Regions from separate parts of the Homo sapiens genome. Here region 2 is linked to region 1. A link is a loop called in an ENCODE intact Hi-C map of the cell type or tissue named here. Cell type or tissue: heart left ventricle. All regions are shown on one strand.

The links. Hi-C counts contacts between places; a loop is a spot of excess contacts. Peaks named below come from ENCODE experiments on the same cell type or tissue, not always from the same donor. Only the 100,000 strongest peaks of a DNase experiment are listed, where the experiment ranks them.
Region 2: it touches region 1 in a loop (3-fold over the local background); 4 of 110 quality-filtered maps call a loop at or near these places.

Annotation. Positions count from the first base shown.
Region 1 is chr10:66,952,589-66,957,588 of GRCh38, forward strand. The region is part of intron 7 of CTNNA3 (catenin alpha 3); the gene reads right to left. All of the region lies in intron 2 of LRRTM3 (leucine rich repeat transmembrane neuronal 3), which reads left to right. All of the region lies in intron 3 of LOC101928961 (a long non-coding RNA gene), which reads right to left. Among named protein-coding and RNA genes, the nearest start is that of LRRTM3, 29 kb to the left of the region's middle. In heart left ventricle, no CTCF peak of the experiment used is centred here; no DNase peak of the experiment used is centred here.
Region 2 is chr10:67,503,953-67,508,952 of GRCh38, forward strand. The region is part of intron 5 of CTNNA3 (catenin alpha 3); the gene reads right to left. Among named protein-coding and RNA genes, the nearest start is that of MIR7151, 100 kb to the left of the region's middle. In heart left ventricle, a CTCF peak has its summit at 2,336; no DNase peak of the experiment used is centred here.

The sequences.
Region 1 (5,000 bases):
TACTACTTAAGCAATAATGGGCCATTATAGAAGGTAAATCAATTAATTCTAAGTTGACATTGTCATAGTCAGGTAAATTGAGGATCTCTCTGAAAATCCATTTTCCTTTATAATCTGACTTGCAATTATTATCAATGTACCCATTATTTACAGCCAGGGACTCTTCTGCTTGGTTAGTGCTTATGTCCTACTAGTTGTTAAATATTTTGAAAATTAGCCCTGCTTGTAATTTATTATATAATTTCAACAATTTTAAGATAAGCCTGATACAAAAACAGGTTCTTCCCTGGTTAGCTAACCTAAGAGTCAAAAGCCAGCACAGTAGTGTTACAGCCGTTCAGAATGCAAGGTATCCTTTGAAATACTTCCACAGAAGACCTCCAAGTAGTTTTCAAAAACCTGGAGCTATTAATATGATTCCCACTATGTTCTTTACCTTCCACTGAAGAAAACAGAGCCTACTGAGAAACAACTCTAGTGTACAGAGAAACCAACCAGCAAAACCAAGTGGAAGTTTCTATTCAGGTCTGACCTCGGTTATCTTAATCATAAACCTGACCCAGTTGAGCCTCGCTGATGGGCTCATAACTTAGTTCCCTCAAGATCTTTCTGACTTTTGTGTAAGCAACACACAAATCAATCCAGCATATCACTTCTGATATCACAGAAAAGTAATTCTTATGAAGAAGGAAATCATTAATTGTCTTTGAATGTGCACCCACCAATAATTCAAGTTATTAAAGACAAAAATCTTCCCTAGTAAATGCTCACTGCCGGTTGTCTGAAATGAGAGAGTTGAAAATGAATACATGAATCAAGGAGGTTTATTTTAAGATTTTCCATATTTTGATCAAATGGTGATGATTACATTACATTTTTTTTCTGTACTTTCCCAACAAAGAATAAGTCATACCATCATGTTCTTCCAGAAAGACTCTTTGCTTGAAACAGTCTTACTGGCACACCATAGTTAGTTATGACTCATGGGTTTTGTTTTTTTCTAAGATAGCTATAAACTTCAAAGATACATTACCTTATAAAAATAATAAATATTGCTTAGAGAATTTCATCTATTTTCTACATAATAATTTTATCTTTGAAACTTAAAATAGATATCATCCAGATTGTGCTTCTGATATGTTTTATGACATGCTGACACTGTCCTCCTAAGATAATATTAGATGATATAAGTTTTATTTTTTTAAAAATTAGCCCAAGGCTTTGTAGGCCAGGTTCTAGAGACACTGGTCAGTTCAAATCTCAACCAGAAGAGCTATGTGACCTTGGAAAAATAACCCACCCATTCTGAACCTTCATTTCCTCTGCTATAAAATCAGGATAATAATAAAATCTATCTCAAAAGGTTGTTAAGACTATCACAGAAGTTTTGAAATACAAAATAATTAGAACAAAGCTGGTGCATAGTAAGTGCTCGCAAATACTAGCTGTTACTTCCATTCTGGATATGTACATCATAATTCCTAACTTAAAATGCTGGTCAAAAATAAAATTTATGCCTCTACTAGTCAGTAAATCCAGCCTCTTCTAAACATAAAATATTTATTTAAAATAAAGTTTCTAGTATGAAATTTGAAATATATAGATTTTTCTTAATACATTTCAGTATCTGCTTTTATAAATTGAATGTAACCATATAGTATTTGACAGACAAATGTGAATCATGTTGTAAACCATATATTTGAAACTTATCTTAAATTTGTTCTGTGTCTAGTTAAACTAATTTAAAAATCAAGGTTGCTGCTTCTTGAGCTCCTTTTGCAGGGCTCCTCAGTGACTGCAGAGGAGAAATAAAAACGCTTAAAATAGCGAAAATAATGTGACAACATTCAGGCAAAGGCAAGGCTACTATGTACAGGAGAGCATGTTGTGCACTACACGGTCCCGCAATGGATTACAATATTAATGCTGACCTCTTAGGGCAAACTGTAGGCACTGGTCATGCCCCATGGATGAATATGAATACATAAACTTAGCTTCAGTTAAAATTATGTCAAATTGTTAACAGAAGGAAAATGAGGTTTAAAGTCCATTGAAAATTATTTTTAGATAAATTTGGATTAAAATCCAATGTGCTAGCAGGCCTCAAAATGTTAAGTGATTTCCTGAGAAACTGTCACAGCCCAGGTATACCCTTCCTTGGCGGAATCGACTGCTACTTTTTCTTTTTTAATTGCTGAATTGTTCAAGTCTTTCCCACAAAAGGCTGATTATTATAGGCCTTGGGCTACAAGTAGAGAAATTACTGGACTAGACCTGGAGCTGTGGATTCTGGCCTAAACACTGTCATTGGCTTGTAATGTAATTTTGTGCAGTTTTCTCATATATAAAACGGAAGTAATAAGCTCAGATCTCAATTAGGAAAAGTACCAAGATACTAGACGTAAACATGCTTTGGAAAACATTGGAGCACATTAACATATATAGCATTATCAAAGTCTTTCCAAATTTCTTATCATATAATACATGGTAAACAACAAAATAGAAGGAAGACTTCCTCTAACCTCTGAAAAGTCAGAAACTTTTCCTAGGTGCCTTTGGTATTTTCTAATCTTACTCTGAGTATTGTTTCCCTGAAAAGATCCATTTTATTCTGACTCAGGTACAATATAAGACAGGAAAATGGATGTTATATACATAGATCATCAATAGAGAATAGGAAGAAAAAGATAACGATTATTTTGTGGTATCATTGTATCATGACTCTGAATAATATCTATCAATTACTGATTACTCACTATGTACCAAGCCCAGTAGGCACTATAGAAATGTATAATATCTTATTCTCACAATCACCCTATGATGTAGGTGATAAAATACATTCCAAATGACAATGCCAATTCAGTAAAATTAATCATCTTGCATGACAGTATGCATCTAAGAAGTCGAGGGAGACAGAATTCAGGCACTTATCTGTTTGGCTCCAAAGCCTACATTAATTCCAGTTTTCCTCATTGCCTCTCATAACAGCTGGCACAGAGTAGACACTCAATAAATGTTGGATGAATGGATATATGGATAGACACACGACTGCATGACTTCTGGGAATTAGAATTTATAAGAGCAAGACTGAGGCCACCTATCTAGACTGTCACAAACTGGAGATCAGCCTCCATTGTTCTTCCTCTTCTGTAATTTGAAAACCCTAGGTTACAAGAGTTTCTTCATTGATGGTATAAACATTACCCATTCTCCTAGTATTTCTGCCTTCACAGATGAGGGATTTCAAATTCTTGGAGCCCATTGTGTCTCACCTTCATCACCAAGATCTGACTGGGGGGTATCTTTCTCTAGTGACGCTACAACATGGCATTTGGAAATTTGCTTAGGCAAAATTTAGTCATTCTGGTCATGGAGTAGTGCTCTGCCAGAAAGGGGTGCTCAAATCTAACTTGCAGAGCCTTTAAGGGAATTCTGCAGAAGCTGACAAAAATATTAAGACCCTAGAGCTATGGCATTTGGTTTTGTTCTTGTGCATTTTGCAAAGGTACCTGACCACCCAAGGAAGAAGAACCTTTTTGCTTGTTAGCCTTCATATTTCCTACATGTGGGGGCTGCATCTGCCCAAAGAGTTCCTCTTTTTCTAATTAACACAAAGGTGATGGATAGGCCAGTGGCTGTCTTGTGCAAATCTAGGATGCGTTTCAATAAGCCAGACCCAGCAAATGATTCTCAAGCTTAGTAAGGTTTGAAAACCACTGGTAAGAGTTTTGGGAGCAGAGGGGATTCTTCCCAAGGGAAGTGGGAGTAAATTGAGCCTTAATGAGTAGGCATTGCTTGCTATCTTGTTAATGTATTGACCCTGTAAAACCAACTGATATCCAGAGTTAACTGGCTTGCAGAGCTTGGGCTGAGAATCTTTGCAAGTTATTGTCATCCAGGCAATAAACAATAATTACATTATTTCTACTCCTTAGCAAGGAGGAGGCAAGCTTTGCAGGCAGCTAGTAAGAGTTGTCAGTTCCCTCCAGTGAAATGTTCTCTGCAAAAAGTCAATAGTCAAAAGGCATAATGCTGTCATTTCAGAGTGAAATTAATTCCTCTTATTATTTTTACCTGTTGCTCTGTTTTCCTGCAGAGTAAATCTCAGTATTCTGACTGTGTTTAAAAGCATCTGTATTTTTCCAAAGTGGTTGCTTAACTGATTTCAACTGAATTTGGCAAATCACACTCTAAGAGGAGCCAGAAAACTGATGCAGTGACAGGCTCAACAGTAACCAATATTCCGTTTAATCCTAACCCTTAGGAGATCTGGCAAGGGCCTCATCCTCCTACGGGACAAAAAGAGTTTAGAAGCTTTTTGGGGAAATTATGTAGTAAGTGCACAGCAAAAAGAATGCCTAATGGCTTTGCTTTGGGGAAAGAAAACTAGTGGTAATAAAACCATGGAATGTAGAAGATAATTCAAAAGGGAAAAGTGGACAAACAGCCATAATGCTACCTAGCTCTGTCTAAATTGAATTCATGACATGTATCTATCACACATTTCCTGACAAACCATCTCCTGATGGGAAATAGAGAATAAACAGGTTATGTGAAGTCTTTAGTATAATGTTTTCTTTCTTGGTCAATAGGACCAACTTTATCAAAGATATCTCCCACAGTCTGGCTTCACCAAGTAAATCAAAAGAAGTGAGATGTAATCTTTTATTATCATTTTTTCCTAAATTTACTATTTGCTCATTTATTAAATTGAAAGAATACATTTATTCCACAGTAGAAATGAGAGACAAGTAAAAAATACTTTAGAAGAAATATATCCAGAATATGTGTGTGTATATATATACATATATATATATATATATATGCATATATATATATGCATATATATATATGCATATATATATATGCATATATATATATGTTTGATCCTGAAGGAAGATTACAAAGTTTTCTTGTACTCTTGGGCATAGTGGGAAGGACATTAGAATAGGGTAAAGAGTCCTGGGTCCCAGTCCCAGCACTGGTGCTTACCAGAGCTG
Region 2 (5,000 bases), 550 kb after region 1:
CAAGACCATCCTGGCTAACATGGTGAAACCCCGTCTCTACTAAAAATACAAAAAATCAGCTGGGCATGGTGGTGGGTGCCTGTAGTCCCAGCTACTTGGGAGGCTGAGGCAGGAGAATGGTGTGAACCCAGAAGGTGGAGCTTGCAGTGAGCCGAGATCACGCCACTGCACTCCAGCCTGGGCAACAGAGCAAGACTCCGTCTCAAAAAAAAAAAAACAGGTCGGTGCCAAGGCTCATGCCTGTAATCCCAGAACTTGAGGAGGCTGAGGCGGGTGGATCACAAGGTCAGGAAATCGAGACCATCCTGGCTAACACGGTGAAACCCCATCTCTACTAAAAATACAAAAAAATTGGCCGGGCGTGATGGCAGGCGCCTGTAGTCCCAGCTACTCCGGAGGCTAAGGCAGGAGAATGGCAAGAACCACTGCACTGAAATCGCACCACTGCACTCCAGCCTGGGCAACAGAGTGAGACTCCATCTCAAAAAAAAAAAAAAAAAAAAAAAAACAGAGTAACATTCATTAGAAGAACATAGAAGAAAGAAAAAAAAATAGAGTAACAAAGATGTCAAGACATTCTCTATATCCACTAGGCCAGGTGTTTGGAGTAGAAGAAAAATGCATAGTGACTGATACAAGTTACTCATGAGCACCAACCACATGTTCACAAGTGGTACCTTACTTATCACACATTGGTTAATACCAAGTCTAACTTAAGATTCCTTCCCTGGATAAACATCCGATCATTTTTTTATGGATCCAATTCTAGCCCACTATTTTAGCATAACAAAGGTCAAACATGTTAGATATCTTAAACCCAGAGTTATTTACTCTCTGTTTTTAAGACAAAAATGTTTCCTGATAGATTTCAAAGAGATTCCAAAAAGACAGCTTCCTCTAAATTTAAAATAAAGTTCAGGTACGCTTAATTTATTTGCTTCTGTTTCATCTTTGGATTTAATGTTTTCCATCCCAGGTAAAATAAATTCCCCCAGTTGTTAAATGAATTTGATCTTAACTATGCCCAATCTTAATATATGGTATAGATGTATGTTTATATTAGAATGGGCAAAAGGCCAACAAAAACTTCCTGTCTGATTTTTTTCTTAACAAATTGTACACTGCTGCCTACCAAAACTTCTGTTTATTCACATAATGCTGTATCATATTCCCAGGACTTGCTGCTCTGACCCAAGGTGAGAAGAAATGCCTTTGTCCTACAAACATGAGCATTTAGCTTAAGTTCAAACACTGACAAAGAAGACTGAAATTGGATACTTACCAGAATAATCTCCCATATTTAGTTTCTCTAAATTCACAGATGATCATTATCAAACTTTCAAAAATATCATAACTATTCTCAATGACTTTAACATTAAAGTTGGGAAAATGACTAAAATTCAGTTACCTTTAATTTTAAAAATGCAAATTTAACATGAAGACATAAATGTGTCACTATCAGTAATGACACATGTGGTGGACCATTACATTCTGCACCAAAAGTACCAAGAAGGGCTTCAGTAACTCCCAATGTTTGGATGGGGAGCTTAGAACAATAGAGATAAATACCAACATCAAAATGAGAGGGAGGAAACATTATAATTTCTTCATTAAGCAAACAGTAAGGTTAAAACAAAATATGTAACTTAAACTTCAAAGCACAAAAATAATTCTTCAAAATATTCTAAACATTTTCATCCAATAAGTACTCCGTATCAACAATCAGCACCTCACTTGGAAAATCAGTCACAAGTCAGCTGTTAATGCTGTGTGGATGCAACCACAGATCATTACCTACTTAATTGTGTATACATCTAATAGGCTCATACAGCTCTTTTAGAACAAAGGTTTTATAATGGAGTAGATGATAAATACTGAACTGTAGTGCTACCAGGTGCTATACTAATATGAGCAGAATTTATATAGAGAATTTTAGCCTGTATTAATGCTGTAACTAAAATAGAAAAAAATGATTTAAAATCAGGTTTGTAATAATACAGTTAAAAAAGAAATGCAATATTACAAGTTCATATTGTGGCATCTTGCTAAAATCCCATAAGTGATACTAAAAATGTTAAGCTAAATATAGTTTATCTGGTCAATGAATGCAACTGTCAGTTGACCACAGAAGAGAGAAAAGCAATTTACATTGTAAAAATTTAAAGACATCCAATCTAAAATTTAATGTTGACTCTGAAGAATATCAATTAATTTATATTTTCTGTCATTTGAAACTAGAGTGTATGAAAGTAAACCTGTACATACACATACTCTTCTAAATCATTGAACAAAATATGGAGCAAACCAGCAACACTACTCCATCTTCTGGTGACATTTTCCCTCACCTAGATGTATTTCAGTGTAAGTGTTTCTACTGCTGTCACATTTGGAGCATGAGATAGGGTATAAAAGATGATTAGCTTCTTCCTAAATAGCAAACATGAAATTGTCCAAACATGATAGTTTAGAGAGCAAAAATAAGTACGCCTTAAAAAAAATAACAGAACAAACTAAACTTCTCATTACATATTAAATTAGCCCTCAGGTAATCAGCCCCTAACAAACAGCTTAACATCTACAAAAGGCTGCATGACTGGTGTGTGCCTGTTTAAAGCTCTGCTGTAAGCTGAACTGTTGGTCTCAGCTAGGCATCCTCAACATTTCCTTTGAATTTTAGCCAACAGTGCCCTAGGCATGCTCCTAGCACTACTATTAACAAAACAGCTGTAGTTGAAGCAGTAGTCTTTTTGCCTGACAAGGACACCGTAACAGTCATTGTGATGTCTTCTGATTGTGAACACAGGTAGAGATGTACAGCTTGGATACAAAAATTTAATATGAGTGTATTTGAGATTATAATTTTTACTAGTTGTATAGTAAATATGTGACTAAGCTTGCTTTTCTGAAACAAATGCTGCTGAGTCAATACCAGACAGTCCCATGATCAGTTTGGCCAAGTCACAGTGGACAACCCAGAGCTAAAGTATGACATTTTTACTCTTCTTCAGCTCCCTGTACCTTAGTCTCAGCTGTTCCCATATTCAGTCTCTTTAGCTAGACTAACAAAAAAAGAATGGAGACTCAAATAAAACCAGAAATAAAAGAGGAAACATTAGAAGTGATACCACAGAAATACAAAGAATTAAAAAAGACTCCTGTGAACTATTATATGGCAAGAAATTGGATAACTTAGAAGAAATGGATAAATTCCTAGACACATAAAAACTACCAAGATAAAATCATGAAGAAATGGAAAATCTGAATAGACCAATAATGAGTAAGAAAATTAAATCAAGGCCGGGTGCAGTGGCTCACGCCTGTAATCCCAGCACTTTGGGAGGCCGAGGCAGGTGGATCACGACGTCAGCAGTTCAAGACTAGCCTGGCCAACATGGTGAAGCCCAGTCTCTACTAAAAATACAAAAATTAGCTAGGCATGGTGGCACACGCCTGTAATCCCAGCTACTCAGGAGGCTGAGGCAGGAGAATTGCTTGAACCAGGACCCAGGAGGCAGAGGTTTCAGTGAACTGAGATCATGTCACTGCACTTCCAGCCTGGGCTACAAAGGGAAACTCCATCTCAAAAAAAAAAGGAAAGAAACAAAGAAAAAAAAAAAGAAAATTAAATCAATAATTAAAAAGTCTCATCAAAGGAAAGCCCAGGACCTGATGACTTCACTGCTGAATTCAACTAAAATTTAAAGAACTAATACCAATTCTCAAACTCCTCCAAAAAACTGAAGAGGAAGGAATACTACAAACTCATTTTATGAGGCCAACATTACCTGACACCAAAGCCAGACAAGGAGGCTACAAGAAAAGAAAATTACAGGCCAATATTCCTGATGCACAAACATGCAAAACTCCTCAACAAAATACTAACAAGCTTTAAAAGACCATTCACCATGATCAAGTGGTACACCACATTAACAGAATGGAGAACAAAAATCATATAAACAACTCAATAGATGCAGAGAAAGAATTTAACAAAATTCAACATGCTTTCATGATAAAAACCTCTCAACAAATTAGATATAGAAGGAATGTATTTCCTTTTTTTGTTGTTTGTTTGTTTGTTTGTGATGGAGTCTTGCTCTATCACCCAGGCTGGAGTACAGTGGCGCAATTGTAGCTCATTACAACCTCCACCTCCCAGGTTCAAGCAGTTCTCCTTCCTCATACTCCCGAATAGCTGGGATTACAGGCCCACACCACCACACCTGCTAATTTTTGTATTTTATCAGAAACAGGGTTTTGCCATGTTGGCCAGGCTGGTCTCAGACTCCTGACCTCAAGTGATCCACCCACCTCAGCCTCCCAAAGTGCTGGGATTACAGGTGTGAGCCACCGTGCCTAGCAGAAGGAATGTATTTCAACACAATAAAGGCCGTATTTCACAAGCCCATAGTTAGTGTTATGCTCAATAGTGAAAAGTTGCCAAAAATACACAATGTGGAAAAAATAGTCTCTTCAATAAGTGGGGTTGGGAAAATTGAATATCCACATACCAAAAAACAAATTTATTTTTATCCTACATCACAAACAAAATTTAACTCAAAATGGATTAAAGCTGTAAACATAAGCCCTGAAACCATAAAACTACTATAAGAAAACAAAGGGGAAATGCTCTATGACATTAGTTTTCACAATTTTTTTAAATATGATGCCATAAGTACCAGCAACAAAGGCAAAAATAAATAAGTGAAATTATATCAAACTAAAAAGTTTCTGCACAGAAATGGAAATAATCAACAAAATGAAATAGTAACCTATGGAATGAAATAAAATGTTTGCAGACCATACATCCAATAAGAGGTTAGTATTGAAAATCTATAAGGAAGTCATTTAACTCAAAAGCAAAAAAGAAAAGAAAAGAAATGACCCACAAATAACCTAATTAAAAATGAGCAAAATACCTAAATAGACATTTTTTTTTTTTTGAGACCTAAGTCTCGCTCTTGTACCCCAGGCTGGAGTGCAATGGCATGATCTCAGCTCAC